Linked DNA regions of Homo sapiens: region 2 is linked to region 1. The links are chromatin loops, found by intact Hi-C in ENCODE. Cell type or tissue: B cell. All regions are shown on one strand.

Region 1 (8,000 bases):
AGCCTCCCGAGTAGCTGGGATTACAGGCGCCCGCCACCACACCTGGCGAATTTTTTTGTATTTTTAGTAGAGATGGGGTTCCACTATGTTGGCCAGGCTGGTCTCGAACTCTTGACCTCGTGATTCGCCCGCCTTGGCCTCCCAAAGTGCTGGGATTACAAGTGTGAGCCACTGAGCCAGCCTATTTTTTGTATTTTTAGTAGAGACAGGGTTTCACCATGTTGGCCAGGCTGGTCTTGAACTGCTGACTGCAGGTCATCCTCCGTCTGCCTTGGCCTCCCAAAGTGCTGGGATTATAGGTGTGAGCCACTGCGCCCGGCCTTCCTAAAGATATTTTTATGCTAAGTTTTTAAAAGTAGAATTAAATCAGAGGAGAATTTTATAATCTCATAATAAAAGTTAATATATGTCTATTGTAATTGAGAGTCCAAAAATATTAATAGATGAAATTACCCACCCTCACCTCTCCCTCCCCAACCCCTAGCTTCACTCCACTTTTTACTGTTTCTTCTTGTGGTTCTTTTTGGAACCTTCTATAACTCTAAACCTCTGTTTGTCAGCTTCTAATGGTGTCTGTTGACTCTCTTTTAAAAGATGAAAGCTGTCCTCACCTGTGCTGTTCTCCTCTCCTCTTTCCTCTGCCTTGGCTTTGTTAGTTCTATTTCTGTTTCTTCTGTTGACTACTTTTAGAGCATTTGGTGATATTCACTAAGCTCTGTTCTTGTCCCATCACCTTCAGGCAGCTTTCCCTTCCTGCCACCTGCCCCTGGTTTGGGCACTCCTCCTCTCGTGCGTGCAGTACTGCAGCTGCCACTCCGAGGTCTCCTTGCCATGTCCCTTGTCACACGTTTGGTTAGTCCCACACAGTAATTAGAATGATCCTCTTGAGATATAAGTCCCACCATGTCGCTCTTGCTGAAACCTTCAATGCAGTGAGCGCCCATCTCATTGGGACCTACAGGCTGAAGTTCTTCCTCTGATGGACATGACCCCCGTGTTGTCTCTAATAACCTCACTTTCACTCTGTTCCAGCCACACGGGGTTTCTGTCTTTCTCGGGTCATGTCGGGCTTATGTGCCTCGGGCCCTTTGCTCATGCTGTTCTCTGCCTGGGATGCGCTTTACTGGGTGCCAGGATGGTCAGTGATTCCATTTCTCTCAGAGTCTATTCACAGGTCCCCTTCTCGGTCACGCCTTCTCTGGCTCCACTGTCTAAAATTTCAACAGCTGCCTCTGCCCCCCGAACTTCATATCCCCCTTATCTGCCTTTTTTCCTTCAGCTCTTACTTCCATCAAATACAGTATGTATTTTTAAAAGTCTTATCTTGTTCACGGTCATTTTCTTCCACAGGTAATTTTGGTAAACTTTGTAAGATTGATGATGTTTAATACTGTTTTGTTTAATACAGTACCCCCAGTTTAGCACACAGCTTTTGAATGAATGACCAGTTTTTATTCCCCTCTGAAGCGCTAAGAGCTGCCGCTGAGGTGGCATCTGTAGCTGCTCCCGTTCCTGCTCCGTGGTGGCAGAGTGTGTGTCTCACTCACTGTTAATATTGCTCCTGGCATGGGGTTGGTTCCCAGTTACTGTCTGTATTTGGGATTTGTGTAGTTAGTGAACCTTTAGCCTGTGCAGAAAGGTCAGCAAGCCCATTTTAATTTCAGAATTTCAGTAACTGCTGGCGGCCTTGGTTTTAAACAACAGGTGGCGTGCGGCTGCCCCGGGCATGGCCCCTGCTGTGTGTGCTCCTAGCATCTTGGCTGCTTACCTTTGTCACCAGCAAGTTCCACTTCTCAGTGGCCTGAGCACAGACGGCACGCACTTTGCAGACTTGAGTTTTTCTGTTAAAATTTAAATTTTTTTTTAAGTGAGCCTAATAGTTTCCTGAACTATTATGTTCAGGGAAGTTATGTTGTTGCTGATTCTGATGGGGGGTGTGTGTGTGTGTGTGTGTGTGTGTGTGTGTGTGTGTGTGTGACAGAGACAGAGAGAAGTCGAGTCTAAAGTTCTGTCAGGCTTAGACTATGCCTGAATACTTGAACGTTTCTAGACAGAGTGCCCAATGTTTAAAGAGAATACGACCAAGCCTAACTAACTGCGGGTTTTCTTCTTTTCAGAGATGGGGCTGGCAACTCCTTCGACCTCTCGTCCCTGTCAAGGTACAGTGACAACTGGGAAGCCATCACTGGGACGGGGGACCCGGAGCACTACCTCATCAATGTCTGCAAGTCTCTGGCCCCGCAGGCTGGCACTGGTGAGAGAGGGCCTCCTCGTGGGGTGGTGTTTGCAGTGAGTGTATCACAGGCCAGCACTGGTGAGAGGGGGCCTCCTCGTGGGGTGGTGGTTGTAGTGAGTGTATCACAGGCTGGCACTGGTGAGAGAGGGCCTCCTCGTGGGGTGGTGTTTGCTGTGAGTGTATCACAGGCCAGCACTGGTGAGAGAGGTCCTCCTCGTGGGGTGGTGGTTGTAGTGAGTGTATCGAAGGCTGGCACTGGTGAGAGAGGACCTCCTCATGGGGTGGTGGTTGCAATGAATGTATTGAAAGCTGGCACTGGTGAGAGAGGGCCTCCTCGTGGGATGGTGTTTGCAGTGAGTGTATTGAAGGCTGGCACTGGTGAGAGAGGGCCTCTTCATGGGGTGGTGGCTTGTCATGAGTTTATCAGGGAAGATCAAGTAGGATGGGGATTCTTTGGAGGCGCTTTACTCTCTGCAGCATGGACGTGGTTCGGCCGAGAAACAGCAGGACGAAGAATGATTTAAGGGTGTTAACAGTTGATCCCTAGTATGGCCCAGGGTAAATCAGTGCTGAGGACTGCTGGGAACATGATAACCCTTTCTGAACATGAGGAGATGAAGATATAATAGATAGAAATAATAGCCATGGTGAGGAATCCTTCTTAGCAGGTAGAAGATGGGGGGTGTGACGTGGAGGTCTTGGTGTGTGCCTGCGTATGTTGAGAGTTGTATGGTCGGTCCTTTTGTGATGCAGGGACAGCTCACTCAAACCTGCGGTGGTTGGCTGAGACTGGATGTCAGCTGTACATGGGAAACCAAGGGCACCTCCAGGGATCTTGGTACCACTCATGGCCCCTCGGAACCCTGAAGATGAAACTCATCCCATGTTCGTGGAGTTTCATACAGCCCCACCTGCATCTTGGGTGGCTCACCTCAAAGGCGGTGTGGTTATTTTTAGCTGCAGAAGGTGGTTCCATCCTCTGTGTGGTTTGAGGCTGTGGTTCCACTTCCCCTTGCTGCGTTGTGCTGTGCAGACTTCGACAGTGGCTGTACCCCTGTGGCATGGGACTAGTTCTTCACCCAGGGCACATGGCACAGGCATTTTAGGGACTGGGAAACAGGCAGAATTCTTGGTAGCTTCTTGAATAAAGAAGGTGCATGGACGTAGGCCATTTAAAATGTTCCTCTGTCTTAATTTGGGAATATAACCTTCATCCTATATGGGGTTCAGAAAGAATTTCGACTGCTACAGCCTAGCTATTCCTCTACACTCACGCCCGCCTGCCCCAGTCCATCTGTGACAAAACAGCATGTAAGTGAGTGAGAACTAACGTGATGTCATTGTCATCTGACTTATGTGAAAGAAATAGCAGGTATTTTGAAGTGACTCTTAGAAAGCGTATGAAGTTCTGCAGCGTGTGTGACATTTATTGCCTGATGAAGTTCTGTTCTAGCCTGGGGAGTCACTAAAGGCAACTCTTTCTTGTGTCTGGTGCTGCAGAGCCGTGCCCTCCAGAAGCAGCCGCGTGTCTGCTGGGTGGCTCCAAGCCCGTGAACCTCGGCAGGGTAAGGGACGGACCTCAGTGGAGAGATGGCATAATTGTCCTGAAATACGTTGATGGCGACTTATGTCCAGATGGGATTCGGAAAAAGTCAACCACCATCCGATTCACCTGCAGCGAGAGCCAAGTGGTAAGGGACTGTTCCTGCACCTTCTGCTGTTGCAGCTTTGGGAATTGAGCCCATGTGCAGGGCGGTGAGCCGCACGTCCTCATCTGCCTTGGGATGCGAGTTCTAGAGCCTGGGATGATGCGCCCTTACCAGAGGTTGGGGGAACAGCGTCGCCGCGGCCTGCAATCTGGGGAACCCTCGTGCTGTCTGGCTCCTTAGAAGCTTGCCTGGCAGTTCCCGACTCAGAATTGGTTCTCTTCAGAGTTTGACTCAGACCCCTAAAGGCTGTGGAGGAGATTGTTGTTTGACTACATGCCCTTTTGTCTTCACGGCGGCAGCTTGGGAAGCACGAGAAGGTTGGCTGGGCCCGGGTCACAGGTAGCGCTGCCACTTCCCAGCCACATAACTTGGTTAATTACTCAGGTAGTCTGCCCTGCTCAGCCGTTCATAACATGAGGCATACTTGTCCTGCCCATTGCAGGGTTTCGAGAGAAGAGGTAGGAAGTGCCAGGTGTCATTTCTGACACACGGGAGATGCACAGTCAGTGAGCATGAGTGCCTGTGATCAGTTCTTCCCTTACTTGTTTGGCATGCACGTAAGCAGGTGTCGACTGCATACAGGTTTTTCTGTGTGTGAGATTGTGGTGAGCCCCAGTGCTAGCGTGCATGACAAGCTCGGTGGCTGAGTTGGGCATTAACTCGGGCAAGACCAGCTCGCTGGGTGTCAGGGTGGCTCGCCCCATGCTCTCCAGCGGTGGGCAGCAGTGGTAGGGGAGCTTGGGATGGGGGGCTCCAGGAGCTTCAGGCCTGCCCTCTTGCCTGGAGCGGCAGGGAAGTTTCCTCTTGGGAAGATTGTGCAGAGGCTTAGTCCAGACTCATGAGCTGCTGGGGCCTCTGAGCATTCTCCTCTGTGACCTGAGAGGCTCATGGCCGAGGACAAAAGGGCTGCCCCACATGTGGGGGGCAAAGGTGAGAGGGTGTGTGGGGCCCCTGTGCCCAGGGCCCAGAAGGCTGGGAGGGAAGGGTGAAGGGGTGTGTGGGGTTCCCCATGTCCAGAGCCCAGGAGGCTGGGAGGGAAGGATGAGGGTGGTGTGTGGGGGCCTCTGTGCCCCAGACCCAGGAGGCTGGGAGGGAAAGGTGAAGGGTGTGTGGAGGCCCTGTGCCCCAGACCCAGGAGGCTGGGAGGGAAGGGTGGGGGTGTGTCGAGGCCCCTGTGCCCAGGGCCCAGGAGGCTGGGAGGGAAGGGTGGGGGTGTGTCGAGGCCCCTGTGCCCAGGGCCTGGGAGGCTGGACTGCAGCGTGGCTTATCAGGGTGCCCAGCAGGAATCATGGGGTTTACCTGGGAAGGAAGGTGCTGCTGAACTCATCATGCTAACTCTGCAGTGGACATGAAGCGTTTTGAGATGAGCAGAGTAAGCCTTGGCTGGTGCCAGTGGGAGGATGCGTGGAATGGGCTAGTTCTCTTGGTATATCTTTTTGTTTTGACTGTGATAATGGATTTTACCTCATTTGGTTTTTAGAATTTTATCAATGATTTACACATTTGTGTCTCCCTGTAGCCCTTCCAGCATCCTTTGCACGCCTGTCCCCAACCCCTGTCCTGTTCCTCAGCCTGAGGGAGCTTCCTGGTCCCCTAAGTGTGTTGCTGCCTGTGGGTGTTTCACTTACCTGCAGGGGAAGCCCATGGTGGCAGCTCAGGACACATTCTGACCCTTTGCTTTTCCTAATCTGCGCCTCATCCCACAGGCACATGGAGACAGAAATGTCACATGCTGTGGAGTTTTTCAGAGAAGCTTCCACTTGTAAGTTGAAATCATGATAGACATGGAGTTTTTGCGTGATCCCTTCAGGACCTGTCTGTGCTTTGTTGTAGAACTCCAGGCCCATGTTCATCAGCGCCGTGGAGGACTGTGAGTACACCTTTGCCTGGCCCACAGCCACAGCCTGTCCCATGAAGAGCAACGAGCATGATGACTGCCAGGTCACCAACCCAAGCACAGGTGAGAGGTGGTGCCAGTCGTTAACCCCAGCGCAGGTGAGAGACGGTGCCCCCACCAAACCCAGCTCATCAGGGGAGAGACCCAAAGAGAAGCTATGGGCAGCAGGCGCCCTGGGCAGAGGTGTCATGGTGTGTGGGTGTGTTTGGCCTTTCTCTGGATGGGCTGCTGTGTGTTCTCCTGGCTCTCCTTCAGTGGAGGAGAGAATGCTCCCACAGAGAATCCATCCCTCCTGTCACTCTCCTGGTGTGAGAGGTGCTCCTGACTGGGGTTACTGACAGTGTCAGTCCAGCAGCTCTAGGCTCTCCAGGGCAGGTTAGAGCTAGCCCCTGGCTGCCTTTCAGCATCAGTGTAGTGGATTGCCAGGAGTCTCTCACCTGCCCTTGTGCTGGGCACCCAGAAAGGCACAGGCACAGTCCATTGGCAGCAAGAGGTGTGCTGGGCAGGCTCTCCCCATGCCCACCAGACTCTTAGTGGCTGCTGTGGTATGGCCCAGCAGAGGGTGCTGTGAGCCACGATCTTTTCAGCTAAGGATGGGACATCTCATGGATCAAGGGACTGACAGTCTCATGATACAGCCTGGCTGTTGGTGGAGGATTTAGGACAGGGGTCGTGGTGAGAAGTCAGAAGTCCCGATGCTGACATAATCTGTGTGTGAGCTCGCCGATGATGAGCCTCCCAAGTCTCAGCTCCCTGGAGTCACTGTGTCCCCATCTTCTTCCACCCTACAGGACACCTGTTTGATCTGAGCTCCTTAAGTGGCAGGGCGGGATTCACAGCTGCTTACAGCGAGAAGGGGTTGGTTTACATGAGCATCTGTGGGGAGAATGAAAACTGCCCTCCTGGCGTGGGTGAGTGCTGTGGTCTCTCGTGTGTTGTCTGACTCTCCCGTCCTCTGGGGTTGTCCTCAGTCTCTTTGCATGCTAATGGCAAAAAGGATGAGCAGAGCCAGGAAGCTGAGACGCTTTTGTCTCCTGCAGCAGTCACCCCATGTGGGGGACACATGGTCATGTGATGGAATGAACATTCAATGTAAAACAATGGTTAAAGCCGGATTGGACACTTGAAGTTATAAGTGTTGGCTATGAAATTGATGGTCCTGACTTGCGAAAGTTCTCATCAGAAAATTGGCCATCGAGTCTGTGATTGTGTTTTCTCCGCCTTTCCCTTGTGGTGCAGGGGCCTGCTTTGGACAGACCAGGATTAGCGTGGGCAAGGCCAACAAGAGGCTGAGATACGTGGACCAGGTCCTGCAGCTGGTGTACAAGGATGGGTCCCCTTGTCCCTCCAAATCCGGCCTGAGCTATAAGAGTGTGATCAGTTTCGTGTGCAGGCCTGAGGCCAGGCCAACCAATAGGCCCATGCTCATCTCCCTGGACAAGCAGACATGCACTCTCTTCTTCTCCTGGCACACGCCGCTGGCCTGCGAGCAAGCGGTGAGTTTTCAGATGGGCACGGGAGAAGTGCATGTCCAGTGCCTGGCTGCACCCGGGCCCCTTCGTCAGGTTCACTTGCCCACTAGTAGATGCCCAGCTGAACTGTCCACTCCTGATCACCCCAATAATAAAGTTGACTGGAAGTGCCCAGTGCTATGTAATGAAGCATTTTGACACCTTTCTACTTTTTTTGTTGTTGTTATTCAGCTTTTAAATTCTTATGGATGACCTAGTGGTGATTAGGAAAATTTTTTTGTAGACTCAAAGCAGTCTTTCCTACTTAACAGACCGAATGTTCCGTGAGGAATGGAAGCTCTATTGTTGACTTGTCTCCCCTTATTCATCGCACTGGTGGTTATGAGGCTTATGATGAGAGTGAGGATGATGCCTCCGATACCAACCCTGATTTCTACATCAATATTTGTCAGCCACTAAATCCCATGCACGGAGTGCCCTGTCCTGCCGGAGCCGCTGTGTGCAAAGTTCCTATTGATGGTCCCCCCATAGTAAGTATGACAAATCCAAGGGTGGAGATAATTTTTGCAAGACTTTTAGTGATAACCTTTGCGTTGTTTCTTGCCTTCAGTGGGGAGTTGCTCAAGCATAAAAAAAATGGAGAAAGTAAGTGGGACTGTGTATGTTCTGGGTCCGCTACTGGAAGA
Region 2 (8,000 bases), 89 kb before region 1:
CTCTGCAGTGGGTCTCCACCCGACCTTGGCTGCCTCCTTGTGCAGCTGCGTGGGGTAGGGCTGGGAGCAGTTGTTGGAATTTGGCTGTAAATTGTTTTCAGGGAGACTAGGGGATGGGCAGGATGTGCCTCTGTGGCTGTTCTTGGCGCTTTAGGTCCTTTCCACCCTCCCAATGTCACCCCCAAGCGCTGTTCTGCCAAGACACAGCTGCTAAACCCCTGTTGATTGCTGCTGGCAGCGTGTGGCCTGAGACGGGGGATCTGGATTGTTGAGTTGGCTGTGTCCAATCACTTCTTTTCTCTGGACCTCATTTTCCTCCTCAAGAGGGGTGGGACTTAGTTTTCTTTCTCTCTTTCCTATTTGAAAACCTCTCATTAGGGAGTTAGTTTTGGAAGTCACTTTCCTGGGCTTGAATCCAGACTCCTCCCCTCACAGGCCTTGGGCAAGTCACAGAACCTCTGAAGTCTTCCTTTCCGTGTGTGTCCAGTCAGGATGCTAACCATGTTTGTAGGCTAGGCGTGGGATGCTAACCGTGTTGTAGGCTAGGCGTGGGATGCTAACCGTGTTGTAGGCTAGGCGTGGGATGCTAACCGTGTTGTAGGCTAGGCGTGGGATGCTAACCGTGTTGTAGGCTAGGTGTGGGAATTGGAAGACATTTGAATGCCTGGCACGTCCTCGGTGTTCATTGGTGCTGTAGTGGTAGCAGTTGCTTTATCTGTAAGTTACAGATGCTGCCTTACATCAGGGATTTATTTTTATAACCTGTTTCTCGCCCTCCCAGAGCTCTCCATTAGTGTCTTGGGGTTTCTGCCTCAACCAGAGAGCATTTCTTCTTCATCTGTTTCATGATTGGCACTCCACGTAAGCTTCCTCATGAGAAAGAAAGGTTTCCACTGTTTAAAAAAGTTTCAAAGCCACTGGACTCCGTGATTTCCGGGTCCATTTTGCATCCCAAATTCTGCAGTTCTGAGGTTTGCAGCCTTGAGGAGTCCTTCCTCACTCAGATTCCCCCAAACAATGAGGAGCTTGATAATTCGAGGTGTGGAGTTTGGATGGGGGCCGGGGGTCACCCTCCTGCATGTGGTGGCTTGGTCCCAGGCTAGGCTGGGAGAAAGGGGGCTGTCGTGGTTCCAGGGCAAGAAGAGCCGTCCTCCCTGTTTCCCTGTGGTAGGATCAGGAAGTCTCAGCTAACTTCTGCACATGGTCAAGGGGGTCCTGTCCTCACTTAGGCCTCTCCAGGCCTCCCTGGAGGGTGGAGGAATGGGTGCTGTTGTAGGTGGGAACAGAAGTGTCCAGGCCAGTGGCTTGGATGTGAAAGTGCTTCATAAATTCCACCTTGCTGTGCAACTTAAAAAAAAAAAGTACGGTCGTTTAGGTTTTCGAGGTGCCCAAAGCAATGCGTCATAAGCCTATTTTTGTCTCCGTGTTAGCCAGGGCAGAGGGGCACTTTCCTGTGACTCCTCCAGGGTGGGGAAAATCCCAGGTGCTCTGTGAACCTGGCCGTTCAGCCAGCTGCAGACCTTTGGTAGGAGTTTTCTTTTTCCTTTTGTGTGCTTTTCGATCCCCTGGGGGCAACCATTATTCAGTACATCTGGAGGGCAAGTTGTCCAGGAAGAGGAAGCAGATCCTAGGAGTGTCGTCCTTCACTGGGAGAGGTGTAGGAAGTGAGGGGGATGGTGGAAGTACTGGCCCGAGCTCTGTTTTCAGGAGTGTGTGACAGCAAAAACTGGCCTTTGCAGTTGAGTTGCCTGTGGGCTATGGCCTAGAGGGAAGGCCAGGAGGGTCTTGCTGTTAGGGCTGCCACCTTCTTCATGCCTGCTGTGTGCTGGGAGGAGAGAGCTCCTTCAGAGCGGACCCACCATTGGATTTTGAGTGTGTGCAAAATTAACTTGTTGCTATCTGCATGGTTATCTGTACTCCAGAATCAGTTATACATTTTAAAACAGCTGTTTAGTACTGAAAAAACTCCCCCAACACTCCCTGCGCCCCACCCTGGCCTGCAAATAGAGTGCCAAGCCACCAGAATAGAAGTGCTAAAGTAGTGAGTTTCCTAGAAGTGGCAAGCCTGAGACTCCAGTGAGTCACCCTCATTGTTCCCCTGAGGCACCCTGCCTCCACCTGCTCTCTGCTCTCGAAGCGTCAGTTATACCAGCACTTCTCTCTTCTCTTTTGTCTCTTTTTACAGTCACCCCTTTAGAGTGACAGGCAGCGTGAGCTCATGGCCTTGACTTTGCTGGACATGCGGAGGGAGAGGAGAGCTGGTGGCAGAGTCGGGGGTTGGGCCCTGAGGATGGGGCTGTTTTATTGGAGAGTCCGCTGTCACCAGGCCTTTCTGTAAAAGGCTGGAAGTGAGCGAGTGAACCAGGCACCCTGGTGGGGGGCCTGCATGTCAGACCCAGCGGGAAGCATGTCTGACTTGGTTGAGAGGCAGCTAAGGGCCCAGTGTGTCTGGGTGGGCTGAGCCATTGGGAGAATGGAGGGAGGGGCCAGAGAGCACGGAGGATTAGCTGTGGCCAGATCACAGAGGCTGTGGGACTTTGGGCTCCCTCTGGGTAAAAGCCAGAGCCCTTGAGGACTTCAGTAGATTGGTGGATTGAAAGGCACATGGGCCGGTGCTGTGGCTCATGCCTGTAATCCCAGCACTTTGGGAGGCCGAGGCGGGTGGATCACGAGGTCAGGAGATCGAGACCACGGTGAAACCCTGTCTCTACTAAAAATACAAAAAATCTTAGATGGGCGCGGTGGCGGGCGCCTGTAGTCCCAGCTACTCGGGAGGCTGTGGCAGGAGAATGGTGTGAACCCGGGAGGCGGAGCTTGCAGTGAGCTGAGATCGCACCGCTGCACTCCAGCCTGGGCAACACAGTGAGACTCCGTCTCAAAAAAGAAAGAAAGAAAGAAAGAAAGAAAGAAAGAAAGAAAGAAAGAAAGAAAGAAAGGTACATGGAAGATTCGATTGCTTGGATTGCCTTAGGGAACTATGAGATCCCTAGGTGAGGGTTGCAGTTGAGCATGGTAGCTGCTTTTCCTCTTCAGGTTGCCTTTAGGCTGCGATGGAGATAGCATGAGCTCTGGAGCAGGACAGGCTTCTTTCTAACATGGGCTTGGCCACTTTGTGAATTTGTGATCAGAGACAAGGTCACGGACCTCACTGGGACCTCCCTAGGCTGTCCATTCTGAGTCTGTAAGAAGGTGGAGAGGGGCAGCCCCAGCTGGGTGTTAGGCTTTGCGGAGCCTCTGCTGTCTGATGTTTGGCTCCAGCATCTTCAAAGCAGGGGCTTTTCTCCTCTGTCCACCTGATTGGCCTTTGTGAGGAACCACCACCTGGCGGTGGCCTCATTAGCATCATGGGCCAGCCAGCTGAGCTGACAGCCCGCAGGTTTTCTAGAAAGGCCCACCTTCCCTTGTAGTTTGCACACTCCAGGAAGGGCCCTGGGTCTGGGAGGGTTTTCTGGGACCTTGGTGACAGGGAGAGTAGGGGGCTGAACATTAAGGTCTGAATTCTGCGCTGGGGGCTGGATTGTCCTTAAAGGCGGTTGGCCTCAGACATCCACATGGCAAAGCAGGGAGTTTAGCCCATCTACAACTCTTCTTTATACATGAGGAGCAAAGTATGAGACCGCCCAGGTAATTGCTCTGATTGGAAGAAAATCATCACGGAGCAGGGTTTAGGGTTGAAATACTGGCCTGCATCCTGTACTGTTGAGTTGATCTGAGCCAAGGATAGCAGAGAGGACCAGCCATTTTTGTGGTAGCTTTCTGTTGTGGAGGGCACTTGCCCACCTCCTGGGAACGCCACACCCTGGTGTGTTTGCCCTTGTTCTGTTTCCCCTGCTGCTCTTCTGCTGGAAGCTCTGGACTCACCTGTCTCTGTTGTGGATGGTGCAGGGCGGGCAGGCCAGAGTGGCATCCTTGTCCTGAGAGGTCCCAGGAGGCAGTTGAGTGTGTATGTGTGCGTGAGTGCGTGTGTGAGTGCACGAGTGTGTGAGTGCAAGTGTGTGTGTCTGAGTGTCTGTGAGTGCAAGTGTGTGTGTCTGAGTGTGTGTGTGTGAGTGTGTTTGTCTGAGTGCGTGTGTCTCTGTCTTCATCAGCTCCTAGGAGATGCCTCCGGACAGGGGCCTGCCCGTCTCTCCCTCCAGTTCCTTGCCAGTGTCATGTGACACTCCTTTCAGAGGGCACCCCCCGCCCCCAGCCAACTCACCTTTTTTTGTAAACTTAGTTTTTAAGCAGTCCAACTCTCTCTCTGGATTCAAATGAAAGCTTTAGATCATAGTCTGTTTCGATAGCTCTGTGTTCCTGGTGGTGGTTTTCTCCTCACAATGACCTTGTAGGCTAGCTGAGTTTTGTCGAGGAAGTTGAGCTGGGAGAGACTGGCTCACACAGCTTGTTAGTCAGCGCTGGGGCAGGAATCTGGCCCAGGCCCTTCATGGCACCTTTCTTAGGGTAGCGTGCCCCCTCTCTATTCCAGGTGACCTCTGTTACGCAGTCCCCATTGCCTGCCCTGGTTCCCTGGGCTCTGACATCAACTTAGATGTCGTGTTTGACTTAGGGCTTCCAGCCGGATCCCTCTCCATACACCGGGCTTCCTTCCAGACCCTGCATACCTCTCAGGGAAAACCAAAGGCTGACGTTTGGCATTTCCCTGCTTCTATTTATTTGTATTTGTCGGCCCTGTATCTTTGTCCACAGCTTTGTGGGTTTGTTAGAATAGGAAGTGAAGTACTTCCTATATAAGCTCTGGCCATGCTGTGTCAAACTCACGTGCTTCCCCAGCCTTCAGCTCGGGGTAGGAGTCTTCATGCAAATCAGATTGTTTCTCTTTTAGTGTAGGCAACAGCAAGTTGTTGACGACAGTGGTTACCTTAGGCTCTTGACATTCTGCTCCCAAGGTCCAGTGTGGGAACCCTGCCTCCTTGCTCCTCTTCCTTGCTGTTTTTTCCCTTTCTCCTTAGTTAAGGAGACTGGTCTGGATTTCTGAAGGTGACTGTGCTGGATATGTATGAGCTGAAACACTGTCTGATACTGTTGAGGGACAGTAGTGAGCCAGGTGATTTCTTGAATACTCTGTTAGAGGACTTGCGTGCATGTCGAAAGTAGGAGAATCTTTTTTGGATGTTCAGGTTGGAAACACTTCACATTCTCTTTGTCTCCAACATGTTAGATTTGTTGCTTGCTGTAGACTCAGAGAAACATTTCTCTAGCTAGTGACCATGTATCTTGTTATGTGAATTTCACTTATGTGTCACCAACTGGGTTTCTGTCTTTTAAGGAAACCAAATTACAGATTCACACGTGCCTACTTTTATTATTACTGATCCCATCCTGCCTTTATCTTGCTTTATTAATTGCAGGCCAGTAGTAAAATGTTTAATAGTTACATGACCATTAGCATAACCCCAAGATTCACAGGGACTGAGGAAACTAAGATATATTTTAAAAGAGTTTGGATATATGGCAATAAATGAGGAAGGGACAGAGTGATACTTCATGGAGATGTTTTGTGTTGAAGGGAAGGAACCCAGTTTTCTAAGATTTATTTTCTTTAAGAGATTGAGCATACCATATATTTTGATCATAGAATTTTACATACTTTAGATGCTAGCTGTTTTTAAAAGGAAAGAACTCCAAATTACATCTTGCAAGCTATTGTGGTTTTGCAAGCATTGAGTGATGGCATATATGAAAACTCTGAGAGGTGTCATATTAAGATACCAATGTCAGTTTAAAGATATTCTATATCTGTATCCCTATGACATTGTATTTTGAATTTTTTATTTTTCATTTTTGGACAGACATTTAGAACTCACTCAGTGGAGATGGCTCTGCATCTCTGTTTTAAGCTTTTTGAACTCTAGGCAGCTGTGTCGGCCTGGGGCTACATTGACTTCTTCATTGCAGCCCCTCGATTGGTTTCGTCTGGACCAGGGTGGGTTTCGATTGCGGCCCTTGCTGGAACAGTAGCAGGAAAGTAGAAACACCTTCCTGTCTCTGGGTTAACCAGCTGACAGTCTGTTACTTGTGTGCTTCCTTCTAATTGGTAATCTGCCAACACCTTTCAGGATATTATGAAATTTCAAGCAAATGAGGTTAAAATGGAACCTCTGTACTTCTGAACAGGCGTGGACTGACTGCAGTTCTCCAGGATAGTTTCAGCAGAAGCAGTGAGATTACAGTCAGGAGCAAAACAGTATCTGAGCTTTCTTTATGGGAAAGATTCCGACTGTGTGCTTGGTTTATATGGTTAAATTAATTGCCCTTGTTAAATTAAAAAAATAGGGTATGTTTCTGCCACAGACTTTGCTTTAAAAGCAGAGATCTTCTAAAGTCATTTGCCTTGTATTTGACTTCTGCTGCTCCCCGTTTCCTGCTGGGCCTGATGGTTTGATTGTAGAATGTTTCTGAGTTGTGTCACTGTTGGACTCTGCTGAGCTGAGTAGTCTCATTAAAGGAGAGTGTGCATCTGAGTTGAGGAAGACAATATAGATGTGGACCTTGTTTGTAGAGTTCACAAGCTGCTTACATAGAAATAGCAAGGACAGTGCAGCCAGTGGGAAGGAGCCGGCTGAGGGACTTGATATTATTTCCATGGAAACCAGTTGGGTATGGGAAGAGAGGTTGTGGAAGGCAATGCTCTGGTGTTTGGCAATTCACACTGTGCAGAAGAGAAAGCAGAACTGGACTGGGAGTATAGAGTAGCAGAAGTTTAAGCTTGGGGAAGAAGTTGAGCAAGGAAAAGCATATGATCTGTTGATCAGCATGATGTGATGTGGTCTGAATCTTCAGACAGTTCACAGCTTTTTCATAGAGGCTGTCCTCAGATGGGTTCAACCATTCTGAGAATTCTGCCTTTACGATATAAGTAGTATCCATGACATTAAAAACGAGAAGAGAAGCGTTTTGGCCAATGACGGACTGCATAAACTACAGTCTGCATAAATGACCTTGGTCCTAGAAGATTAGGATGAAGCTGAACAATTCTTATCACCTAGTGATGCTGTAGCCATTGTAATGTCGTAGCACAATGCATTAGTCACATGTTTGTGGTAATACTGCTGTAAACGAACCCACTGCGCTACCAGTCTTATGAAAGCGTCCAGTCAGGTCCTAGGCCTTTAGGTCCACTCACTCACTGACTCACCCAGAGCCGCTTCCAGTCCTGCAGGCTCCATTCATTATAAGTGCCCTAGGCAAGTGTGCCATTTTAATCCTTTATACCATATCTTTGCTGCACCTTTTCTACGTTTAGATATGTGTCACATGTTACAGTTGCCTGGGGTATTCAGTGCAGCGTCATGCTGTGTGGGTTTGTAGCCTGGGAACAATAGGACATACCATATAGCCTAGGTTTGTAGTAGGCGACACCATCTATGTGTGTGCAGATACACTCGATGATGTTTGAGCAGTGACAGAATTGCCTCATGACACATTTCTGATGACGTATCGCCATTAAGTGAGTGACTATAAACCAGTCCCCCCATCAGCAGTTACACTTCCTGAGGTTTCAGTTACCCATGGTCACTTGCAGTCTGAAAATATGAAGATATTTTGAGAGAGAGATGCCACATTCACATACCTTTTATTACAGTTATAATTGTGCTATTTTATTATTAGTTGTTAATCTTTTACAACTAATTTATAAATTAAACTTAATCATGGGTATGTATGTAAAGGAAAAACCATATCCGAAACCGTATTCCTGGTTCCAGGCCTCTACTGGGGGTCTTGTATCTGTGATTACAAGGTGCTGCGAAGGGATAACTGTAATTTTTCTATATGACTAGCATTTTATTGAATCAAGTTGTGTAGATGGTTGGCAATATAATAGGAACTCAGAGATCTTTATGCCATACAGAGTCTGTCCTTTTAATGGCATTTATTGTGACAAGATTTAAACTAAAGTTTTGTGGAATGTTTTGCCAGTTTTTGTGTTGTAACTGAAACTAAATGTTTTCTGAAAAGTTAAAACCATTTCTTTAAATGGAAAATAAATGAAGCCGTTTACC

The links. Hi-C counts contacts between places; a loop is a spot of excess contacts. Peaks named below come from ENCODE experiments on the same cell type or tissue, not always from the same donor. Only the 100,000 strongest peaks of a DNase experiment are listed, where the experiment ranks them.
Region 2: it touches region 1 in a loop (2.9-fold over the local background); 2 of 110 quality-filtered maps call a loop at or near these places.

What each region holds. Positions count from the first base shown.
Region 1 is chr6:160,066,132-160,074,131 of GRCh38, forward strand. It overlaps IGF2R (insulin like growth factor 2 receptor), which reads left to right. Exons shown (of 48, transcript NM_000876.4): 30 at 2,118-2,254; 31 at 3,737-3,927; 32 at 5,779-5,905; 33 at 6,634-6,753; 34 at 7,082-7,338; 35 at 7,626-7,844. LOC124901451 (a long non-coding RNA gene) reads left to right here and starts at 2,771. Exons shown (of 2, transcript XR_007059841.1): 1 at 2,771-2,883; 2 at 2,990-3,414. RefSeq lists an enhancer at 3,254-3,323. In B cell, no CTCF peak of the experiment used is centred here; DNase peaks (open chromatin) are centred at 3,220 and 4,450; H3K4me3 peaks cover 741 bases; H3K27ac peaks cover 1,048 bases.
Region 2 is chr6:159,977,304-159,985,303 of GRCh38, forward strand. All of the region lies in intron 1 of IGF2R (insulin like growth factor 2 receptor), which reads left to right. Among named protein-coding and RNA genes, the nearest start is that of IGF2R, 12 kb to the left of the region's middle. RefSeq lists enhancers at 695-1,685, 2,676-3,666, 4,499-4,548, 4,559-4,668, 4,859-5,028 and 1 more and silencers at 5,894-6,188, 7,194-7,488. In B cell, no CTCF peak of the experiment used is centred here; DNase peaks (open chromatin) are centred at 1,488, 2,078, 3,868, 4,758 and 1 weaker place; H3K4me3 peaks cover 984 bases.